Regions from separate parts of the Mus musculus genome. Here all the other regions are linked to region 1. The links are chromatin loops, found by intact Hi-C in ENCODE. Cell type or tissue: left cerebral cortex. All regions are shown on one strand. Region 1 overlaps Sntg2 (syntrophin, gamma 2). Region 2 overlaps Tpo (thyroid peroxidase). Region 3 overlaps Gm31939 (a long non-coding RNA gene). Region 4 overlaps Sntg2 (syntrophin, gamma 2). Region 5 holds the start of Pxdn (peroxidasin). Region 6 holds the start of Gm32259 (a long non-coding RNA gene).

The links. Hi-C counts contacts between places; a loop is a spot of excess contacts. Peaks named below come from ENCODE experiments on the same cell type or tissue, not always from the same donor. Only the 100,000 strongest peaks of a DNase experiment are listed, where the experiment ranks them.
Region 2: it touches region 1 in a loop (8-fold over the local background); 19 of 42 quality-filtered maps call a loop at or near these places.
Region 3: it touches region 1 in a loop (4-fold over the local background); 11 of 42 quality-filtered maps call a loop at or near these places.
Region 4: it touches region 1 in a loop (2.3-fold over the local background); 2 of 42 quality-filtered maps call a loop at or near these places.
Region 5: it touches region 1 in a loop (2.4-fold over the local background); 5 of 42 quality-filtered maps call a loop at or near these places.
Region 6: it touches region 1 in a loop (6-fold over the local background); 14 of 42 quality-filtered maps call a loop at or near these places.

What each region holds. Positions count from the first base shown.
Region 1 is chr12:30,367,895-30,371,894 of GRCm38, forward strand. The region is part of intron 1 of Sntg2 (syntrophin, gamma 2); the gene reads right to left. Among named protein-coding and RNA genes, the nearest start is that of Sntg2, 3.5 kb to the right of the region's middle. In left cerebral cortex, a CTCF peak has its summit at 2,118 (motif pointing left); DNase peaks (open chromatin) are centred at 2,114 and 3,099.
Region 2 is chr12:30,126,291-30,130,290 of GRCm38, forward strand. All of the region lies in intron 2 of Tpo (thyroid peroxidase), which reads right to left. Among named protein-coding and RNA genes, the nearest start is that of Tpo, 4.3 kb to the right of the region's middle. In left cerebral cortex, a CTCF peak has its summit at 2,473 (motif pointing right); DNase peaks (open chromatin) are centred at 2,482 and 3,083; H3K27ac peaks cover 517 bases.
Region 3 is chr12:29,925,040-29,929,039 of GRCm38, forward strand. Gm31939 (a long non-coding RNA gene) reads right to left here. Exons shown (of 4, transcript XR_001780596.2): 3 at 3,190-3,278; 4 at 1-1,265. Among named protein-coding and RNA genes, the nearest start is that of Gm31939, 11 kb to the right of the region's middle. In left cerebral cortex, a CTCF peak has its summit at 2,004 (motif pointing right); a DNase peak (open chromatin) is centred at 2,040; H3K27ac peaks cover 261 bases.
Region 4 is chr12:30,246,894-30,250,893 of GRCm38, forward strand. The region is part of intron 9 of Sntg2 (syntrophin, gamma 2); the gene reads right to left. Among named protein-coding and RNA genes, the nearest start is that of Gm32084, 100 kb to the left of the region's middle. In left cerebral cortex, no CTCF peak of the experiment used is centred here; DNase peaks (open chromatin) are centred at 2,218 and 2,359; H3K27ac peaks cover 423 bases.
Region 5 is chr12:29,936,098-29,940,097 of GRCm38, forward strand. It overlaps Pxdn (peroxidasin), which reads left to right and starts at 1,939. Exons shown (of 23, transcript NM_181395.2): 1 at 1,939-2,227. The coding sequence starts at 2,037. Gm31939 (a long non-coding RNA gene) reads right to left here and starts at 1,890. Exons shown (of 4, transcript XR_001780596.2): 1 at 337-1,890. In left cerebral cortex, a CTCF peak has its summit at 2,392; DNase peaks (open chromatin) are centred at 1,982, 2,513, 2,689 and 3,259; H3K4me3 peaks cover 2,034 bases; H3K27ac peaks cover 2,880 bases.
Region 6 is chr12:30,576,672-30,580,671 of GRCm38, forward strand. Gm32259 (a long non-coding RNA gene) reads right to left here and starts at 522. Exons shown (of 4, transcript XR_872635.1): 1 at 451-522. In left cerebral cortex, a CTCF peak has its summit at 1,549 (motif pointing left); a DNase peak (open chromatin) is centred at 1,551.

The DNA of each region.
Region 1 (4,000 bases):
TTTCTCCTCTCCTTCATAGTAGTAACTGCTATGAATAAACACTGCAGAATCAACTACCGGGGAATATAAGTAACACCTCAGACTTGCCTCCTCCTCCTAAGAAAAAGGGCATAATTGCCACTCCTTTAGAGATACTATTGTTATCAGAGCTGGGGTTGTCGCTTCCTAAAGGCCAGGCACAGGCACACTGCTCCTGAAGATGTCACAGGGAAGCCTCCGAGCAGAGCATACAGATAGCAGTGGATGCTGGTGGGAGGTCCTGGCTGCACCAGCAACTAGAATGAGCCAGGGATAGGGGAGCTAGGGCAATGCCAGGCTAGCACAGCTGTCCAGGAAACTGGAAAATCAAGGCCAAAAGTTCAGAGGGCACAGTCTAAATAGTCAGTAAGGTCTGTGGTCGACTCTACGATGCTCAGACATGTGGACATCAGAGAGGAAATGCAATTCAGGGTTTAGTAGACGCCAAGCCTTGAAGACATATTCTGTGAACCCTTAAACAGAGCCAGTCCAACTAGAATGGCTATAGACAGTTTGTGGGGGCCAGAATGAAATAGTGGCATAGTTTGGGAAGCCCCGGGACCAGTAACAAACAAGAGGTTATGCAAAATAACTTCCAGTGGCTACACTATGTACCCAAGTGTGAAAACCCAATTGAGGCAGTCATCATATTGGGTCAGGAAGAGGAGAGGAGCAGTGACCAACACACCCTAAAGCTGAGCATCTGCCTGCAGACAAAGGCACAGAGGTCTGGGACTGAGGCGATGGGGGCAGCCCTGTCCTCAGTGAGGCACATGACAAGCTCAGCAAGTGGAGTGCAGCACGACACCGCTTACCACAGGAAAAATCAGTCAGTCAATCGGAGACACAAGTTGGGGGGTGGCCCACTTCCTCTCTTTTACCTCATCTTGGAAAGGGCAAGGGGAGGGGGATTACTCTGTTCCAGTCCTAAAAGCTGAGTCACCTAGCAGTGTGGGCATGCCCTAGATGCAAAGTACTTGTTTCTCATGGAAAATAAATTAGATAACTTTTTAGGATCACTGACAATCATACCACCCTTCACAAATATGGACTGTTTATTAAGAAACTGGGTGGAATCCTATGGTTGTATTTTACCTATAACACAGTACTGCCACTTAGACCTCTAACTGTTTGAATCAGTTCTAGGAATGAGATTCAACAGTGTTGTGTGATTTTCCACCTAGTTACTTCAATTAAAATAAAAATAGATACGTTTATTCTTCACCAGTCTGGGCTTAAATGAATTTACTACTGTCTGGAGTGAGGCGTACTTTTCTTCCTGGAGCTGGGGTCCAAGGAACAGTGATGAGAGAAATAAATCCAAAAAATGAAAGTCAATGACCACAGTGACACACACACAGTGGTTTTAATATCTCATGTGATTGTATTTATCGTAATACAAGTCAGAGCTGTAACCAAGTGGAATCCGTCCAAATGTCAAATGGATTCTGGTGCCTATCCAAGCTGGGTAAGTCAAAATGCTGACAGTTTAGAGTAGCATCGTTCTTTCACAATACAAAAACATTACTGTAAATATTAAGGCAGATAAGGTGTTAGGCAGGTAGGGAAAATGGCGATAAAACGGGGTAAGCAGAATGAAAATTTAGCAATTTTGGAGTAAGTCATCTCTGAAATTAGCATACCTTATGTGTTAAAAATATAACCTGACATTTTTATAACTTTGCAATTACAGCCTTAAATAAGCTAAAAAGGCATAGTCGTTTTCCTTAAATCTTAATTATTTGCCTAATAAAAATGTAACGGATGAATAATAATACCACATCTGAAAAGAAATGTTTAACAAGGAAATTCAAACTGAAAAAGAATCACACAGCCCTCACAGCACATTTTAATAGCATGTGTTGAAGCGTGCAGGATGGTATAGAGTTTTAGTTGTCTCTGGGCAGGGTAGGATTTCGAAGATGCCCTGTGTGTCCTTGGGGGTAGAGAAGAACAGCCAGTGCTCCCAGAGGAAGCCAGGAATGGCCTTGAGTGGGGATCAAGTCCGCAAGGGGAGCTTAGTGCAGAAATAGAAGGGATAAGCCGGCTTCCACAGGCTGAATGGGACTCCAGGAAGGCCGAGGATTCAGCGCCACCTCCTGTTGGCAGAAAGCAATGCAACTTTTCCAAACCTATGTGAGCTCAGGGCAGCAGCGGTTATTGGACCACAAGGGAAACACTCACCAGTACAAAACCCAAGTGCCTTTTCCATGAAATTGTTAATGTCTTTTCCTTAGAAGGCCTTTAGAAACCTTCTTTTTTTTTCATCTTATACAACGAAATCGCTCAGTCTAACTGAATAGCCAGTTTCTGAGAACCATACTACCTAGATGTGTACATAATGTATGCATATATCGTAGCATCATAACGTACTACACTGAAATATGTCATATGTACATTGTCATTTCTAAATGACAGTTGATTGCTAAGGGTGACTGGTGTCAGAATGCAAGTGACCAATAAGAATTGCTCTGGAGAGTTTACAGGTGAGAAGGGGGTAAGTGGGCTTCCCCAGCGAGGGTTGCTAATTTTCTCCAATGCTAACCAGTGAGTTTCTCTTTATACTGTAAGTACAGTGCAAGCCCTGGGTACTAGCACAGCACAGCACAAGGGAGAAGGAAGGAAGGAAATCATTTAATAACAAGGGGTCTGGATTCAACAGTGCCCCCCTCATCCTGTGCCTCAATGCCACCTTCTCTGGCTTCTCAAAAGTGTGTTGTACGAGCCATCCTGGAATATATGTCTAGATTACAACCAAAAACTATACAGATAAGTAGATATGAGAAGTTGTTACATATATTTCAGAAAAAAGGGACAAATTTAATTTCTGATATTTTTAACAAGTAAATTCAGGTTTCTAAATTAGATCCTGTTTACATGTTCACCATGAGGCATGTTGTCTCCTGGTAAAAATCAAGTAACTCCTTGTTTTAAAATACATGGGATTGGCCTATGATGTCACAGGCACCAAAAGAAATTCTATTGGTGAGATCAAAAGTGTCTGAAAGAAATAAGGACGCACGTAACAGGAGCAGGAAACAAGGGGGAGTATTGGGATCCTACAGTGTCTGCTTAACTTATCTCTGCAGTAACAGCGGCTCTGGAAAAAAAAAATGGCTAAGAGATTCCCTTACGAAGCGTGCCTTCAAAACGACTAGAAATCTCTGCACCTTCCCATGGGCAGGGTAGATCATCCTATGAATTTACAGCTTACCAGTTCACACTGCTGTGCATTGAAGGGTGACCACTTAAAAATAAAAAAAAAATTACACAGTAAACACAAGTCCTGCTAAGAACTGCAGACTCTCAGTCTATGGAATGGTTGGTTCTCAGAACAGAACTTTAGGAAATGGCCTAACTCAGAAAATGTGTGTGAGACACCAAATCTGGCCCAATTGCTAGTATTCAAACAAGCAGCCATTATAGTGAATAATTATACTTTTGACGCCAGAGAGAAAAAAAGTCAGACTACATTAGATCCAGTATAATTATTTTTCTAAGTAAATGCTCTAAATTCTGTGAACTGAAACGATGGCATAGCTAGGCATTGCAAAGCTCAGTAATGTTATGCACAGTAATTGTTAAGAAACTGCAGAATTCTTCAAAGGTGTCTATGCTCCTGGGATTTGTTAGACACCATTCATCAGAGGTTCAAGTACTGCAGCATGAACTGCAGGTAACACAATCCTCGGATTCTGAGAATGTGCAAGTGTCAATCTTGGCAGATTTACTTTAAATACAACCCCGAACCTCAACACAATGGAGTTTAGCACTACATTACTGCAAACAGTTCCCTTCAAGTCCAGTTCTGATGGGCCATCTCACATCATCAAGGTTCCCGTGACACATAAGATGCTGAACGGGTCTTGGGACTGTCTTGCGACTTAGTGATTGACGTGGAGCTCAACAAGCTTATTTGAAGACTTCTGTGTCATGCATGCACTTAAAACTGAAGTCTGCCAAAACTCACGGAGAGGTTCAA
Region 2 (4,000 bases), 240 kb before region 1:
GAACACCCACTACTGAAGGGACATTATCTCCCCTAATGTGACAAGCCCAGCAACTATCTGGTCATGATGGACTTTGTCCTTAATGAGCAGTTTCACCACAGCTGGAATGCGACATCCTGCTCAGTGCTCTTACTGTGAGCATGTTATTTCTTCTCTCTGTTTATAAACACATTGCAGGGCTCTCTGTGATAGGCCTGTTGAGTTCAGAGGGCCAGAAGATGCTGGATCTCTTGTCTATGGTCCTATTTGCCCCAGCCTTGGTTCTTGACTTCTCTTCTCTTCCTCCTCTATGACATCTTTGCTTAATTTGGCTTTTATTTCTGGCTATCCTCCTCCAAATATTCATCTTCAACTTGAACTACTTCTGTCCCCACTAGTATTCATGGCCTCTGTCATGATTTCAATAACAATGGTACCTATAGGCTCATCTCTTTGAATGCTTGGCTCAATTAGTGGAACTATTTGGAAGGATTAGGAGATATGTTCTTGTTGGAATAGGTGTGGCCTTGTTGGAAGAGATGTGTCACTGGGGGTAGGTGTAAATGTATCAAAAGCCCACAATAGGATCAGTCTGCTGCCCCCCGCCCTTCGTGAACGTCTGTTTCTCTCTCTCTGCCTGGAGCCTACGGGTCAGGATGCAAAGCTCTCAATGCCATGCCTATCTGCCCACCATGATCATCTTAGACTAACTCTCTAAAACTGTAAAACAAGTCCCCAATTAAATGTTTTATTTTTATAGGCATTGCCTTGGTCGTCGTCTCTCTTTGCAGCAACAGTACAATGACTAAGATAGTCTTTGACATGTTGTCTGGAGTCAAGTGGAGTTGGGGACCCTTGAAAATGTGTGTCTTTTCCTTTCACTGCCTTAATGCCTTTTGGAAAGTTCTGTACACCCCCATTGCTGAGTGGGAAAAGTTATGTCTCAGACAACTCACTTCTTTTTTTGTTCTTGCTGTAAGTCAGGTGGCTTTCTAAATATAGACATGCTGGGTTGTGCCTCCCCTCACAACACAAAGACCCTGATGTCCACAGAGTGAAAACCACACTCCTTTCCATGGACTGTTAAGATCCTCGAAATCTACAAGGATACGGTTTAATTGTCAAAGCTCTAGGTATGGTAGCTTGATTCCCCCTTACTTTAAAATGTATTGCCATCCGGCACTAAAAAAATGGATTAGTGTATATAGGAACACTCACTGCATAAGCGTTAGAACCTCAGCTCAGATCCCATTATCCAGGAAGAGAGTTTGACATGGCTGCATGCACCTTTTACTGCAATACTGCACAGAGCAGGGATAGAAAGATTACTGAGGCTTATTGGCTGCCAGTCTAACTTCAGGTTCGGTAATCAAAACTGTCTTAGGGTAATAATGTAGAGAGTGATAGAGTAGGAACCCCGATACCCTCTTCTGGCCTCTATACACATGCACATGGGCAGAAGCACCCTTACACACCCGTGTCCACTCCCTCCATCCCCTCAAGTGTCTACTTAAATTATCCAACTCATTCCCTCTTTCTTAGCAGAATAAAGACCCTCTGAGTGGGATACAGCCGAACGAAACAGGATCAGTTCTTCACTGTGTGCCCTGTGCACTATGAGCCTTAGGGTGCTTGACTACATAGTCTTTACCTATTTGGTACCCAGGTGGAGGTTGAACTTAGTAGAAGCATTATGTGAGAGCTAAATGCTTGTGTAGAACAATTACCTATGGAGAAAAATTCTGTGTGTGTCTGTGTATATGTGTGAGTGTGTGTGTGTGTGTGTGTTTGTGTGTGCGCGCGCGCACATGCATATGTGAGTGTCATGTGCATTTCTGGGGAATAGTAGCTGCCAGTGAACTAATATCCTATTATTGACCAATATTAAGCTGATATTTAAATTATCACGATCATGTATTGCTTATGCTTCCATTTTGCCCAACTTTAAAGAAAGGTTGATTATTTCAAATTTTATCTTTGAACTAAAGATTTTTCTGTTGAAAAATTTCCCACAGAAACACTTCTCCTCTGTGATCTTCTAAACTCTCTGTGGAGCCGGATAGATTTTAAATTAATTATGTTTGGGATGACTAGAGGTGTCTCATTCATCCGCATCAGAGGAGAGCATCTTCTCTTCTGCCCATCTTCCCTCAACTTTCTGGGGCCGAATGAATTAGACAGGCAAAGGAAGGATAAACAAGAGAAAACTGGCTGCCAGCAGACCTTGGTCTGTGTGCTGACTTCTCAGGGGAGCTGCTGGGGCAGACACTTGGCGAGGAAGGAAAGAAAGAAGGGAAAGAGAAGGGTTGTTTCTTACTAGGGAACAAGCTTCAAATAGGCAGATAAATGGGGACTGCCTCCTGGCCACTGGCTGGCAGCTGTGTTGTTAATGTGGGTTCCTGGAAGTGTGTGGCTGCCTAGAGACCTGGAGTCTCCTTTCATTCTTCCTGGTAGGGAGTGGGGAGATACTCTGCAATGGATTTCTTGACCAGCAGGGGGAAACAGAGTGCTTCTCTAAGACCTGTGGCATTCTTTTGCATCTCAAGATCTACCCAGCAGGCAGGTGGCCAGGCTATCTCGGACTTGTGGTTGAGGCTAGAGTCAATGATCCTAAGAATTTCAACTTGGTCTCTTCTGTTTGTCTAGAACAGAAATCCAAATTCTAGAGAGTAACATGACTTATTCCCTGTCCCGGCTTTCTATGTGTATGTCCTGAAAGTGCCATCTGCTCTGGGAGGCACACTGGCCTCTAGAATCCCACCTCTTGCATATTCATAACTGGAATGCAAGAAGCCATTATACATGAAGATACCGTATGCCAGGACAAAGAAACAGGCTACATACTTCCAGACATGTTCACAAATACAAAGCAAAAGAAGTGAAAGAAAGCCAATGTCTTCCTGTCCAAAGCCACAGAGGCCCCAGGCTCCCACGTGCTGCCCTTGGCTGACTCTGGTCACCTGGGATTCACTCAGCGTTCTGTGTGGATCGTGTTTTGATGATCTCTGTTTTCAGAAATCTGGTGAACTGGAACAGAGCTGGCCAGCTTTCCTTTTAGACTCCCCCACTAGGCTGGCTTCCCAATCTCAGGATTTGCAGGCAGCTTTCCTGCTCACGCTGTTCATTTGCATCTTATTTTCTTTTCACAGCTACAACGAGCCGCTGAGTTCGCCATAAAGATAATTTCACATGGATCTTAATTTTGCACAAACACTGGAAGCCCATCTCAGTCTGTTGAGAGGAATACGCAGTGCTTCATGGAGCATGTGCTACAGAGGGTTGTCAAGAGAGGCTACGAGCAAAGTTTTCCTAGATTTATAATGGTCATGGGTATACTTTAGGAGAAAATGAAACCTTTTTTTCATTTTCAGTAGTTTATTACTGAATTTCCAGGTGCCGAGGTTTCTTTTCCTCTGTGCTTTGAGGCATCTGGCTTTGCATAGTAAGTGTGTGTGTGTGTGTGTGTGTGTGTGTGTGTGTGTGTGTTGTCCCCTATAGCTTTGCTTCTCAAAGTGTCATTGATGTCCCCCAAATGCACAAAGTCATCTGCATTCTCATTTTCCAAGTATATTTAATTTTGGTTGTAGTGAAATAGATCATATGAAAACTGTGTTTCAAATACATTTTACTGGTGAATATTTACTGTTTCAAAGGCACTGTTTACTTTTCAGCTGATAAACGTTCTTATATTAAAGAATAGAAAATTGAACCATTGTGAAGCAATTTCTATTTCAGAGTCTTGCAAAGTCCAGGCTGAGTTCACTCAAATGTGCTATACATCTGATGCTAGCCTTGTTCGCATGATCCTCCTGCCTCAGGTGGGATCACAGGGGCGCTACGACCCCAAGCAGAAGTAGAAGGGTAGGAGTAGTGATTTTGATGATTTTAAAAAAATTATTAACTCTAGGGCCTCACACATGCCCAGCAAGTCCTCCCTGATTCCAGACTGAAGGTACAGCCAAAGCTGACCTTGACATTGTGATTCTCCTGTTTCATCCTCTCCCATGTTTGCCAACCAATG
Region 3 (4,000 bases), 440 kb before region 1:
ACTGGGATTAAAGGCATATGCACCATTGCCTAGCTTCAAGTTTTGGTTTTTATAACCACAATACCTAAGCACAAGAGCTGGGGATGATGAAGGGAAAAGCCATAGTCTGTGGCCACAGCAGATGTCCCTCCCTCCACAGGTGTTAAAACAGCTTTGCAAGCACAAAGGATGCAGGGCAGTGAGGAGATCAGTTGACAGTTGACAGCAGGTAATGGCAGTCACTCTTGGACCATGGTAATAGGCACTGATAACACAGGGTCCTGCTGAGTGCCCAGCCACACCTCCTTAGCTGGCCTCATCCCTGGGAGGGGCAGCAGCCTTTCCCAGCCCCTCCTCAGCACAGCCAGGACCGGGCTTCTCTTCCAGTCACAATGACTGACCTGATATTCTGGCAGCAGGACACATCTGCCTCTTCCCAGTTAGACAGACAGACAGACAGACAGACCCTGTAGTGCTTGAACTAAGTAAGATTACACAGAGGAACCAGGGTCTTAACCAACATGCAATTTAACTATGTGCCAAGAAAAGGTTCAAGCATTGCATTTTGTCTTTCTATTTTAATTGTGAGTGCACGAGAACACACACACACACACACACACACACACACACACACACACACACACACACACAGACACACGGCCATCCTTGCTCCAGAGCTCCAAAGGTCCTCTTCCTTCTCTTCTCCAAACTGCATGGGATCCGTTTCCCACTCTACTCTGTAATATTACTTATAGCATTTATGCTGCCTCAAGTTATTTTTCTTCATCAAGGCAAGATATGGAAACAAAGGATACATGAGTCTCAGCAAAACCCGTGGGTTACATGGGGGAGGCCTAGTGGTGGATATCTAGTAATTGAAGGAAAACAGGAGGGAGGAAATGGAACATGGAATTACCAGTCACCTCTCTGGACGTAAGAGGCGACATGGGCTCAGGTAAGTCACAGCTGTCTTCTCTTTGTCCTGCTATGTGGTCTGTGTTGGTTGAAAGGAGGGATGTGCCCCCTAGGCTCCTATATTTGGACACATGTCCCAGGTAGTGGAGCTGTAAAACCTTTGACAGGTGTATCCTTGCCAGAGGAAGTGTGTCACTGGGGACGGGCGTTGGGAGTTCAGAGCCTCACTCCATTTCCAGATTGTTCTCTCTGCTTCAGATTTTCAGTTACGAATGTGACCTTCCAGCTTCTTGCTTTTGCTGCCTGCTGCTGTGCTTCTCGGGCCCTGGTGGACTCTGCCTCTGGAACCCGTAAGTCCAATGAAGTTCTTTCTTTAATAAAATGCAAACAAAGATGTGTGTTTAGGAGCACTGGACCCCGCGTCTGGTCACCATCACTGCTTCTGTCAGAAGGACTCGAACAGGTGAACAGCAGAGGTGTCTTCAGTAAGGGAAGGTTCCAGAGGAGCTGCATGGCAGCTGCTAGCCTTAGGAAGCTAGGAATGGCCCTGGGTTTCATCCCCAACACCGTGTAAACTGTATACAGTGGTGCATGCCTGTAATCCCAAGACTTGGGACGTAGAGGTAGGAAGACAATATGCTAAAGGTCATGTGTAGGCATAGTGTGTGCAAGGTCAGCTTAAACTACAGATGGGGTGCAAGGGAGGGAAATGGAAAGAGAAAAAAGGAAAAGGTGAAATGAAAGAGAAGGGAAAAAGAAGAGAAGGGGAGGGCAGGTTAGTTGGGACCTTAAAGCCTAGCGAGTAACTTCAGAACACACTGAAAGCATACATCCAGCTACTGCTAAGACTCCGGAGAAGCTCACAGTAAGTTTACTCTCTTCAGAAGCCTTCAACCATACTTGGGTATGTCCCATCTTCTCCCTAAGCACCACTCCTTTTGTTAATGCTTGTGCCTAAATATTGGTTAAAAATCTCTTCCTAATAATAAATTCCAACTCTACATCTACTCTTAAAAAAAAAAAAACAGAAGCAAGCAAACAAAACCACATAAAAATGAAAAGGAAAGAAAATTCTGGCTTTCCTTGAGTGGAAAGAAGTTCCTGGACTCCATGCTCCAGGGGGCAGTGTGGAGCTGTCTCTAGCTCCTGTGTTCACTGCCTCTGCTACTGAGGCATAGTAGCTTATAACTGACAGCTGTCTGCCTGCGTATGGTGCTGGAGGGAACAGGTCAGGGACAAAGCAGGAAGGCAGACAGTGATGGCAGAGGAGTGGTGGCACAGTGGGTCGGTTCTGGCTTTGGAAAGGGAAAGACATCAAGTGTCCTTTCTCATCTACCCCAAGCCCACTGACGTTCATTCTCCAGAGAGGAAGGTCCTTTTACCAATGTGTGTATTTGAGAAATATTCTTCAGATGTTTCAGAGGATGCAGGGGTGGGAGCCTTGAGCCAGAGATCATGGGCAGCTAGTGAGAGCGGAGCCTGGGCTCAGGAAATGGTGGTGGTTCTAGACAAAGGGGTAGACACATTGCTTGGCTTGTGGGGAGCAAACAGAGACCTGGAGTTAGTAGAAAGGGGTACAGAGATCTGCTCTCGGGGCACACAACCAAGCCAGCTCACTGCAGTCCAAGAAGACAGATGCAGGGAAACAGCTCAGTTCTGGCAGAAGCTTGTGTGGCTGCAGCCCAGGAGCAGGTGCCATCAAGTCCTATGAAGGCAGTTGCAGGTAGAAGTTAGAAGTGGCTTAAGGCTGGCTGATGCTGAAGAGAGAGCAAGAAGCTTGGTGTGTATATGTGAATGTATGTGTGTGTGTGTGTGTGTGTGTGTGTGTGTGTGTGTGTGTGTGAATGTATGTGTATGTGTGTGTGTATGTGTGTGTGTGAATGTATGTGTGTGTATGTGAATGTATGTGTGTGTATGTGAATGTATGTGTGTGTATGAATGTGTGTGTGTTTGTGTGTGTGTATGTGAATGTATGTGTGTGTATGTGAATGTATGTGTGTGTATGAATGTGTGTGTGTGTTTGTGTGTGTGTATGTGAATGTATGTGTGTATATGAATGTGTGTGTGTGTGTTTGTGTGTGTGTGTATGTGAATGTATGTGTGTGTATGAATGTGTGTGTGTGTTTGTGTGTGTGTTTGTGTGTGTGTATGTGAATGTATGTGTGTGTGTATGTGAATGGATGTGTGTGTGTGTGTATGTGTATGTGTGTGTATCTGGACACTGCCCAACTCCATTATGCTAAGAAACCAGTGTCCCTGGAAGCCTGAAGGCAAACACTGAGCTTCTCGCCTTACCATCCTGTGTCCGGGGTGGGGAAGGATGTCTCTGATCTTCAGTCTGTGTGAGAAGGAGCTTTGCAGTTCCTACCCATGGTGTGACAGCTCTGAAAGGGACAAGCAAGCTGCATCAGGACCCTGAGAAAAGCAAGCACAGTCAGTTGACTATAAAGCTCCTCCTCTGTTTGGTAACCAGCAGCTTGGCCCAGCTGGCCCCAGCCTCCCTCCATCACTGGCTGACACTAAGGGAAGGTAGGGTCATGAGCCCGTTGTATCAAAAGCTAGATACTCAAGAAATAAAACTAGAGCATAGGAAAGCCCTCTACTAACCGAAATATATGCCCAGCCCAGGTCCGATGTTTTGTTTGTTTGTTTTGTAATAAACAGTCCAGATTTGGCTCTGTTTGGCTAAGAGAAATTTTTGGATTTTTTTTTCTGTTGCTTGTGTGTTTGCTTGTTTGTGACAGGGTTTCTGATATGTAGTCCTGACTGTCCTGGAGCTCACTATGTAGACCAGACTGGCCTTGAACTCACAGAGATCCACCTTTTACCTCCCCATTATTCAGATTAAAGGTGTGGGCCAATGCAACTGGCTTAAATATCCTGTTTAAAGAGTTTGATTCAGACAGGACTAGAAGCTAGAATGCCTGACATTCATTGTGAATGCCTGAAGAGCCAAAATGGGTGCAGAAGAATCCAGGGAGACCCTGTTGTCTCTATGAACACTGTCTGAATTTTCTATAATAAAATGAATTATTCCTATAATGTAAAATCTCTACATGGGACTCATGGGACTCTCCGAGGTACTCTGTTCTTGGGTTGCACCTCA
Region 4 (4,000 bases), 120 kb before region 1:
AGCAGCTGGAGAAGGGGACAACCAGAAGAGAGAACAGCAAGACTGCCTGCCAAAGAGGGCAACGCTAGCCTGGCATGTTTCCCCAAAAGCCCAACCCCCAAAGAAAGATTTTTGCAACAGAAACAAGTGTTGGGGTTCTGACGGTCTCTGTACACCAGATGTGAAGACTCCTACTGGACCCAAATATAGAAAAGATATGCAAACCAACAGATGTGCAAATTATAACACAGAAACATGAAAAAGCATTGCAATGGGGCTCTTGCAGAAGTCCAAAGTGCCTCAACTACTAAATGCACAGATATTAAAGGAAGCAAAATGTCTGACCAATATTCTAAAGCTTTCTGGTAAAAATTATCAAGAACCTGAAAGAGGTTACAGAGAAGGCGATAAAGTCAATCTAGAATAGAAGTAAATGGACTCTATTCAGTCTTCAGACAAACAGGAAAACAAGCAGACTCCAACCCTCTGGTCCTCATTTGTCAGTGAGAAGGGTACCATCTACCCAGGATGATGTTTGAAGACCTATGATGATGGAGTGAAGCCCAGTCCTCTGTCTGGACCTGAGTGGAATTTCAGTTAATGTGACTAAAAGAATTTTAACAGGATTTGATTATGTTTTATGAAAGTATTACATAAGTTATTACATATTACATATTATTTATTTATAATTGGAAAAAGTTATTGATTAAGGATATAGAATATGGCTGGAAATCTACCACATTATACCTGAGCTCTCATCTGAAACAGAAACCCCTGCCTCTTTTTCTCCAAGCTGATGGAATGCCATATGCAGCCCCTTCTCCATCCAGGGATCCTGAGACCCAAAGCCTTGTCTCTACTCCAGCAAGATTTTTCACCCCCAAGATACCCCTATCCAAGGACAGGACTGCTTCCAAGAGCGCTGTGGCATCTACCTGCATGGTCAGCAGCTAATTGCTATCTATTCTCACCAAAAGGCCAGGCAAAAGCCATGTAAGGCTGAAGGAACAGTTGAATTTCAAGTATCAACTACTTCTGTATTCTCTGGTGCTGACAATACAATATCACTATACCACCCACATCCATATTAGTGACCATATAATCTGATTATGTCTTCCTCAAATGAAAACCTGTTAGATTATCTCAAAGCCAGTTGAATGCAATATATTGATGCTACATCAGGGTTCAGTTATGGTGATGGGATATGACTTAATCTGCCAATCAAATCCCTCATTTTTAAGCCTTCATCCTTATTTGCATCATAATCCCCAAACTTGTTATTTTATAACTTGTTCCACTAAAAGTCTCCTTTTCATCTCAAAACCAAACATTAAATGATACCTGAAGTATTTTCTGAGAAAACTTCATCGATAAGTATATTGGCTCATTAAAGGGCCTCATGTACCAGGGAAGTGTACTGTCCAGATCTTCATGGAGCTGGGACAAGCTAGGATTCGTCCACACCATGCACACTGCTCAACACAGAAACAAACCCTCTGGTCACTTGCGCCTTTTCTGTTTCATTTAGATACTGGCAGGAAATTGAAAATAAATTCTTAGTCCACGAACTGCTTAAATTCTGCCCCAGGAGCCTTGGGCAATGTTTTCTAGCTAGGATTCTACTGATTTTTACAGAGGTGAGAAAATTAGTAAAGAATTTCACTGGGTCCAGTGGATGGAGGCAGGGGGATCAGTTCAAAGCCAGTCTCAGTTACAGCTTTGTGAGACTCTGTCTTGAGGGAATCCCTAGTTTAAAAAAAAAAAAGGAAAGGATACAGAATTGTATACCCCTCTCCTATTTCTGCCTTTTAAAAATGATTATTCTTTGTGTGTGTGTGTACATGTGTTCATGCTTGTGTGGGCATGAGCACCCTTAAAGGCTAGAAGGCAGTGTTAGATCACCTGCAACTAGAGTTACATGGGTGTTGGGAAATTCTGCCCTTTTGATGTGCATTTTCTAATAGGTCAACAATGTGCAAAGAATTCTTACACTTTTCAAATGAAAGTATATCAATTCTCTTTGTATCTCTCTGTAAGTCTTTGAAGTCAAAGATTAAATAACATGGGAGGGGCAATGAAGATACTTTACACATCTAACAAACAATGGTACTTAAAATGAACAACAAGAAGAGCCAGCAGGCAGATTCCCTTCCTTTGTAATAATCAGTGTGCGTCAGTTTTCAAACACAGCCATGGTGTTATCCTCACCCTATAAGGGTGTTATTATCAAGATTCAGAAACTGAGCACATACACATTAACCATTTACCCAAGTGTACTCATAAGGCCAGGCTAGCAAAGGCAAGGACCCTCAGTCACCACCAGGAGAGAGGAGGGGCTTCTGACTCCAGCCCTCTCTTAGTGCCTGATATTAAAGGCATCTGATCTGGAGAAACTATAAGATCCCATGCCCCGAAACCATGGCAACCGCTATTTCCAGGAGCACATGGCTCATTCTTCCCCAATCTCACTATTCATTTGTATGTGGTTTCTGATTTGGGTTTGGTAATTCTACACTGGCTATGGTGGCTAGTGTCTGTCATTTTCCTTTTTCCTTTTGGGACAGGACCACAGACTGAAGATGCGTGGGAGTCACCCTGCTACCTTGCAGGGTAAACTTGCAGGAGCTTTGAATCAGGTCTTATCTAAGTAAAGACAACCAAAACAACAACAAACTCTCTATGCCAGAAAATTGCTTGGCAGAGAGAACCCTTCACCTTCTTAAGATCACATCTATACTGAGCAGGAAGCAGAGGGCATTTGTAAAACACAGCTGGAGAAGTCTCCACTTAGCTCCACATAAGAAAGACAGTTCATTCCAAAGAAGAAATCTGGGTAGATGGTCCCTGGGAAGGACTTGGTCTTCATGGGTGACAGGCCAAAGAACTGTCAACATCAGTGTCATTTTTAGGACTGCAGAAGGAGCTCCACTGCCACTTCCTACATGTGAGAGCAAAGTGAGAGGGTGGCAGTCCCCTGGGTCACCAGGACCAGTCTCTTCCCTGACCCGGGATTCCAGGCTTCACAATGAGAGACAGATCACTGATGCTCTCTGGCACCTGGCCTGTGTAGCTCTGTCACAGCAGCTCCAGAGGGTTCAGACTCTACTGAGCCAGATTAACCCACACTGGGAGAGTCATTGCCTCTAAAACCTTCTCCAACTCTTCTCCCAACCGAGGCTCTGGACTTGGCATTAATTTTCCTGGATAAGAACCAGTGACTGGGCCTTTTATAACTGTGAAAAGTTCTTAACCACCCCGTAGTTCTTAAAAACGAAGAATCCGGTAAACTGAGGACCGAGAGTCAAGATAACACGACTTTGCCTATAGCAGTGAGCCAGGACTGGAGAAGTCACATGCCCCTGCCACTGACGGAGATGAAAGATTTGTGAGCACAGTGGGCAGCCAGGAGAGGCTCCGGGGAGAAAGTCATCCACACTCTATGCTTCTTTCATCTATTATGATTCAATTCTTCCAACTTTAAAACCTCTTCCTATTTATTTTCATTTCTGATCTTGAGAGCCTATTAAATCTCTACACACAAAGGAAAGGAGAATCAACTTAGCGTACAAATGGGAAGACTTGTGATGAGTTTATCTTGCTCAGCTAAGAAGCAATCTTTGTGTCTGAAAGTGGAGGCTTCAGTATCCATCAGCACACAGGGCACTAATCCCTTACAGTCAAGATGAATAATCCCCAGAGATAGAAATGAAAGATTCTACATGGAGAAGCTGATATTTAATGCAGGAGGAGAGGCAGACAGAGAGGTTGAGGGAGTCAGACACAGAGGGTGTAAGTGAGTCACATCTAGAAGAAAGATGGCAGGTCTGGAAGAAAGATGGCTGGTTGGGGCAGCAGGGCAGGAGTGTGGAGGTAGCTAAGGGAACAGTTGCAGAAGCATTTTGCTTCTGGACCTAACTGCATGGACTCAGATCAGGACAATTATACACGAGCGGTCACTCCCCAAGGCAGTAGACTAAGGCAAAGACTCCGAAGAATTATCTGTGGCTTCCGCAAAATACTA
Region 5 (4,000 bases), 430 kb before region 1:
TGCCTGCAGGGATGATAATCTCCAGGCTATGGAAAATCACAGTGTGGGGACTACCCAAGGGTTAAGGGGGGAAGTGCAGAGTTTAAGGAAAAAAGATTTATTTTGGTTTCTGGTATCACACACTTGACTAAGATTTTCTAACAAGTCGGTGAGGCATGTGGCCTAGGGACCCTGGATTTGTAGCTGCCGTTGAAGGCAACGCTGTCTTGTACTGGACAGGGTCCATCGGGCTCCTGACTTGTACTAACTGCAGCAGATAGGAGTCTGGTTTCTATCACAGTACACGGGCTTGACTGTTCCATCTTGCCCTGTGCTCATCTCGGCTGCAATACATACCTGGGAATTCTGCCCTCATGGAAACTTAGATCTGCTTCTGCAGGAGCTCCAGGCAGTGAAGGTCTGTTCTGCTGGGGTGGGCAGCCTCTCAGGAGGCTTTGGGGTTGAACGATTCTTACTCTCAGGAGTGTGGCCTGGAAAGTGATAGCATGCTGGCAGTTTAGCAGGAAGGCCTGAATCCCGATCTCTCTCTGGAATACATGCTGCAGGTGGTCGGAGGTATTCCAGTCATGGAGAGATCCCAGTGACTAGGAACTGGAGCCTCCTCCAACAGCCTCCAGTTCCCCCACCGTACAGCCTGGCACAGTGCATCGGAAGTCTCCTGACAGTGCCTGAGTGTGACCCCATCCCTGGGCAGTACCCTGATGCCCAAGTCAGAGTGGAAACACAGTAGTTTGCAGGTCAAGATACATCTGGTGTCTTGTTTTTTTTTTTTTTCAATAAAGTAACAAAACACGGAGGGAAAACTTAAGAGAGAAAGATCTGTGTTGGCTCAGAGTTTCAGAGATTTCAGTCTGCCTGTCCAGAAAGGCCTGGCAGAACTGGGTAACTCCCTTTACATAGCCAGAAATCACAGAAGGAACACCTGGGCTGTTGGACTTTCCTCTCCATCTATCCTATTACACTGCCAACCTATGGGTGTCATTCTGGTTCTTAGTAGGTCTTCTCCTTTTAGGTAACTTTCTATAAATTCCCCCAGAGTTGAGTTTTATACTCTCCTAGGTGCTCAGTCCAATCAAGTTGAGAATCAGGATCAACTGTCACACCTGGGCTCCAGTTCCAAACCTCACATTTAAGACCTCTGCTCCCTTGGTTGTATTGCCTAACCTGGCCTTCCTGGCTGAAGAATGGAGAGACTGGAACCCCAGGGAGAATCAGAGAACTGTATAAAGTGTCAGCATTCAATCTTGCAGAGTACACTCTGATGTTAACCTCAGGGCTTCCCTTGTCTTAACGCTGTCCACGCAAAAGCCATCCCATCTTCCCCACAAGGGTTCCTCATTGGCGGTGAATGTTGGAGACCTCAGGAATCTCTCGCTAGGGAGCTTCTATTTCTGCAGCACAGCCTTCCCACAAGCTGTGCACTGGGGGGTGGGGAGGTTGCTGTGCCTCAGTTTCTCAAGTAGGAACGAGGAAAACTAGAGATAGATGTTTTGTGTGGGAACAGTGGTGGGCACGGAGGCAAAAGAGGCAGTGCCGCGAAAGCTCACTTCCTAGAACACAACAAAATTTGTAAGTATTCAAAAAAGGTATTACTAGCAACAAAACCCTTGGATACAGGGAGAAAGGATGATAAAGGGATGTGGGGTAACTTTGTTGTGGTACTGCAGTTTTAAAAGCAGAATCAGGGATCCAATCTCTGTCCCAAGCGACACCTCTGCACCTCTAGGAGCCCCCCACAGTGGAGTCTGTGTGCACTGGTCCTGCAGTCCAAGGAGGCCCTGCTGCACCTCCGAGAAGGGTCGCTAGGTTCAGACACCAAGGCCCTGGTGATTGCCCAGCCCCCGCCCTCTGCGAAGCTAAGAGGGGGCGGAGCCACGCGCATGTGCACAGCTGGCGCCCCCCTCCCCGCCCCCCGCGCACAGCTGGGACGTGGGCCGGGGACCGGAGGGCTCAGTTGGGAGCCGGCGGTGGACGCGCCCGCCGAGGCCTCCTCCGCTGCTGTTCACGCGTGCCAGCTCCTGTCCGCGCCATCTGCCATGGCCGTGCGCCCCACGCGCCGCTGCCTGCTGGCGCTCCTGCTGTGCTTTGCCTGGTGGGCCATGGCGGTGGTCGCCTCGAAGCAAGGGGCAGGCTGTCCAAGCCGCTGCCTGTGTTTCCGTACCACCGTGCGCTGCATGCATCTGTTGCTGGAGGCCGTGCCCGCCGTGGCGCCGCAGACCTCCATCCTGTGAGTGCGGCCCGGAGGGCGCTGGGGTCTGCGGGACGTGCGATTCAGGGGGATCGAGGGGCGTGGGTATCTTGGGGGGCAGGGGTACTGGTTTGGAGAGGTGGGCTACCCCGGCGTCCGGCGCAGGGTGTGCTGGGCCTTTTGTCCGTCCTGGCTAGGACGCCAGGGGCGGACCTGAGCGCTTAGCGCGCGGCCTGGGGAGCCGCCTTTGTTCAAACTCGGAATCTCCCGCTGGACCGGGAAGTAGTAGGGAGTCGCCAGGGAAAGCCCCGCGCGTCTCTCGAGCCCTCCCCGCCTGGCCTTCCCTCCGGTGTCTTCTCAACTTTCTCTCCACTCGGGGTTCCTCTCCCTCTCTCTTCTCTAAAGCGCAGGCCTGGGGTTGGGTCGTCCCTCCTCCGACCCCTTCTTTCTCCATCAGTGTACCTGCCCCCCTTTCTCCTCCTTCTGGAAGGATGCCCACCCCACATCACCCTGCGCCAAGGAAACCTCTTGCAGATTCTGGGTCCCGCGGCGCCACAGCGCCAAGTGTACTCCCATCGGCTTCTGCGCTGGAGCCTTCAAGTTCGCTGGGTGTCCTGAGGACTCTGTTGGGCGCAGCCCTTGTAAGGAGCTTTTTCTTTGCTTGGAAGAAGCTTGGCGTTCCAGGTGCCATGGAGGGCCCACCATCGTGCGGGTGGCCAAGTTCTGAGCAGCTCTGGGACTCTCCTCTTGCTGTTTCTACTCAGTTGGTCAGTTTCGCAGACGTCCTCCACTTCCTGGCTTTTTCACCTGGAGTTGTGCTTTGCGCCTTCACCGAAAGCCCCCAGATCTGAAGGAATCCCAGTGCTGCAGAGTTGGCTGCAGGCCTCTGTGTGTTCTGAGATTTGGTTCTGTGAAGGAAGGCATGCGTTTAGGGGCCAACTGTAATTCAGGGTCCTGCAGCTGCACTTCTGCATTCCAAAAAGAGTTTTCACTTTTTTGTGGCTGGGCTGGAGGACTTTGGCATCTCTGAGGATGCCTGCGAAAGTTATAAAAATCTGAGGGAACTATTCAAGGAGTGGGCGGTCGGTCAGGGCTCTCACTTCTAAAAGTGCATGGGTGTCCTACTTCCTCTGGGGGAGATTGTGCGGGCCGCACGCGGCCAGTCTGGGGTGGGAATGCCTAGCCTAGTCCTCTAGAGAGCTAAATAAGGCTTCCATTCCAGAGGGTGTGGATGGTCAGCCAAGGCTGCATCTGAGAGGACAGACAGTGTGCTTTAAACCAATAAACTTTTTAAACTGGGCCAGAGTGGAACGTCTCCAAATACAGAGAATTTCTGTAGTGACTCAATGGCCAAAACTTGGACCCTAGAGTCATTTCTCACATCTGGGCAAAGTCAGATTCTCAGACTGTTCCCAATTCTTAGTTGCTTTCTGCAGCAGTGTTTTTACATGAGTGCTGTAGAACCCAGCAGGAGTCCCCCCACTCTGCCTTGTATGCTACCATGCCACATAAAAATTTAGTGTGTGTGTGGAGGGGTGGGGGGGCGGGGGCAAGCTTAGTGGTTAAAGAGGTCTGCAGCAAAGCTTGACAACCTGAGTCTTAAGGCCCACATGGTGGAAAGAGAGACCTGACTCCTGCCTGCAAATTGCCCTCTGACTTCCAGATGCATGCCACATGCCCCTCCCTCCCTCCTTCCTCCCCTCCCTCATATACAGGAATAAACTTTTTAAAAAGTAATTTAAAAAATTAAATGCAGCAAGGGGTGTATAAGGTTTCCAGAAAAACACCAGAGATGCTGTTTGAAAGATTTCC
Region 6 (4,000 bases), 210 kb after region 1:
ACCTGAGCACTCATGAGATCCTAAGGACAGGGTTGGTTCTATGGAGTTCTGTTCCTAAGGACAAGAGTGATTCAAATGAGACAACAGTTTTACTTACAGTACCATCTTCTACTTTCTCTCCTACACACTCTGGAACCAGGCAACCACATGCTGTGTTGAACCTGATCTGCCCTGACCTGATCCTTGTCTCTCAGTGAAGGCTGAATTCAGCAAAATCTAAAGTCTAGCTCCAACTGGCCTCCATGCCAGGGCCTCTACTTTTGCATCCAGTCTACCCTGGCTTCTCTGTCTGACTTCAGTAGGTACATGAATGGCCTTGGCTCTTAGTTTTACTGGGCTAGACTCCAGAAGTACTGTTCTGGCTCAAGTAGTAGTAACTAAAAACTACACACATGGAAAATAAGCTAAGGAAAACTGCCATGCTTCACCTGTACCCAAGCCCTTGCCTACCTGGCATTGCCTGCAAAGAAGAGCACGGCACTCACCAACCAGGAGCAGGAGGCTGGGGCTGACAAGGGTGGCACCTGGAGCCACCAGAGGTCTGGAGTTTAGATACAAACATTGACAGAGCTGCTCATCTACGCTGTGCTGGCTTTCCTCTCACTTCCCTGACTTCAAATATAGCAAACACCCAAGAGAGTGTTTGTGCATCTGTACCTCCAGCCATAGAGCCAGGTGCGTTTTTCTTTTCTTTTTCTATTTTGAATCAAAGCAAAAAAAACAAAAACAAAAGGAGAGATAAAAGTATTCAGATGCTGAGGGTTATAATCAATGCACCTGCTGGTATTAGCTCCCCAAATATGCATATTCTTCTGGCATATCGCTTGGTGGTAAGGAATGAGGCAGAAATCGGGACTCCTTGTGTTGTATTGACTGCATTGTCCCAAGAAAATGCAGTGGCAATGGGTTCCTTCTGCCCCCTTCCTTCCTCTTAAGGAGTAGCCTGTCTGTTAATATAAGGCAGTTTACAGAGGTGTGCCTGGTTAGAAATGGAAGACATAGCCTCTTCCTTGGGGCAGTTTCTAAATGAGTTATCACATGTGGTTTTTTTTTGTTCAGCCATCCCCGTGCTGCTAGAGATGTTGAAGGTGTGAAAATAAATGGCACAGATTGGTGAGCCACATGAGAGGTTCATACTTAAGGAGACAGGGATAAATAAATTAAACTAAGACAGCGGGATGTGTCCTGCTCAGTGTTTATGTGAATGTCTCCACGAGCATTGAAAAAGGAGAATAATAAAATATCATAAGTATAAAATGACAGTGTGCTATCAGATTCAGTAGGTATTTTTCTCTAAATGTTGTACCTGTGATTACCAATTTTTTTCACAGGCAATTTTTAAATGACTAGTCTTCTAAAACTTAATCTATGCCAGAGGAGTAAAATAATGCTGTGTTTATCTATTCCATCATTCTCAATAAATATATTTAATGGTGCAAACTAAAGCTCTCGCTTCAGAAACTGAACATATGAAAGTTTACTTTTTTCAAATGTGGAAATGTATGACAGGCTGCCTGTTGGCCTGTTGGAAGGAAGGTGCTTCCCCCTAGTGTCCAGTTAAGGTATTTGAAAGCCCTGCCTGCAAGACCAGAATGTCTTCCCAGACCTCTGACTACTGGGGAAATGACAAGTAAATGACTCCTCCCTTTGCAGGAGTGACAGCGATTGTTCTCATACGGATACTATTGTAATTACAAAGAGAGAATCGCGGTTTGAACTTCTGGATGTTTTGAGTGTGTGTGTGTGTGTGAGTGTGTGTGTGTGTGTGTGTGTGTGTGTGTGTTTGAGTCTAAGCAATATTAAAAAGCTACAGCTATGAGTGGATGAGGAGTAGAACAAAAAACAAGGGTTTTAGGAGCACAGTAGTGACAAAGCTGCTACTGGGTCGTGACCACTAAGGTGAGCACTGGGTCATCACCACTAAGGTGAGCACTGGGTCATCACCACTAAGATGAGCACTGGGTCATCACCACTAAGATGAACACTGGGTCATCACCACTAAGATGAGCACTGGGTCATCACCACTAAGATGAGCACTGGGTCATCACCACTAAGATGAGCACTGGGTCATCACCACTAAGGTGAGCACTGGGTCATCACCACTAAAGTGAGCACTGGGTCATCACCACTAAGGTGAGCACTGGGTCATCACCACTAAGGTGAGCACTGGGTCATCACCACTAAGATGAACACTGGGTCATCACCACTAAGATGAGCACTGGGTCATCACCACTAAGATGAGCACTGGGTCATCACCACTAAGATGAGCACTGGGTCATCACCACTAAGGTGAGCACTGGGTCATCACCACTAAAGTGAGCACTGGGTCATCACCACTAAGGTGAGCACTGGGTCATCACCACTAAGGTGAGCACTGGGTCATCACCACTAAGATGAACACTGGGTCATCACCACTAAGGTGAGCACTGGGTCATGACCACTAAGGTGAGCACTGTACAATCTCAGGAAATGAGACAGGAGGAGCACAGGAGAAGGATGAGAGACTCTGTGCTTCTCACTCAGGGTTCATGGTATCTTCTAAGAAGAAATATGATCCATCCCTTGTATTTGTTCCTCTTGTATACAGTGGATCAGATGCAGGCCATTCTCCCTTCCGTTGTGTTGTAGCAATGTGCAAAACTGAACATCAGACAGATGAAAAATGCTGTTTTAGGTGTTTCAACTAAGAAAAAGCTAGGAAGCAGCAAAAACGAGGCCTAAGGCCAGGGGTAGATGCCAAGCCCGTGTGGAGTTGGTGATCAGATGACCAAAGAAGTCAGACTTGCTGGCAACATAGACGATCAGCTGACTGGCAAAGTCATGCTCCCTAAGAGCACCATGATTAGATGGTCCTGGTCTTTCCAGGAGTTCCTGCCTGAACAGTCAAACAACGCTTTTTTGACCTCCTTTGAAACGTCTAATAAAAAGAGAAATGCTATCAAATAATTCATTGTTAAAATTTTGTAGCTGATACTAAAGGGAAAAAAATTGGATTGTAGGTCAGGTCAAAATGGATTAGGAATCCACAGAGCATCTGCCCAAGTCAGGTTTCCAGCAGATGACTGGTGTCTGGCCTGGCTGGGCCCTCATTTGGTGATAAGTTATCTTTCTTTACCCTAGGTCAGAGGCACTTCTACACATCTGACTATCATTCAAGTGAGACACAGAGAGGCAATGGGTGCCTGGCCCTGAGGGATGTGCTCAGCACCACCTCCTAAGACACCCTTGAGATGAAGTCATGGGCCAGCACTCTTAGACCCCCAAATGAATGACAAGACTAGAGTCCTAAACCAGAGAGCAGAGGATAATTTCTAGAGGTTGTAGTAGAGACTCGTGGTATCTTCCTTGATCCTCAGAACCAAGCACATTGGGTAGCAGATCATTGGAAGAGATACAGATATGGTCTTAGTCTTACGAACCTTTCCTAAGATGCTCTCAGCTACCTTCCAGGAAGTTCACCCGACTTTTCACAAGTGTTGGAGAAGTCACTTGGCACACAAGTTTTTAAGGCTCAGAGGTAGGAGCTTGTAGGGTAAGGCCATCAATAGTATTGGCCTGAAATCACCTGAGCACAGCTCTCCTGCTGGAGGATGCTCAACAGCACCACTGTTGTCAGTTACCAGAACACGACCATGATGACCTGCATGTCTCCTGACCAGTGCAGATAAAAGCCTAGAGACAGCCATCTTTCATGATCTCAATGGATGGGAGATTTCAGGGAAGGGGTGAGGGGGCTCCTTTCCCTTCCAGTGTCTCCTTAATTTTTTTTCTATCCTGATTCATTAAGGACTTCTAACCACCTGCTGAAACTGAGATAATTATCAACCCTGCCAGTTCTTGACAAAATTGCTTACTTATGAATAGCTCTCGCCAGTCTACCCTAATTATCCCTTTATTTAAACCTCATGTCACTTTCCTGAAGACAGACTTAGGGCAACTGAACTCCTGTATCTTGTTTCTATTCGCTATATGGCTGAAATGATTAAACCTTTATCTCTAT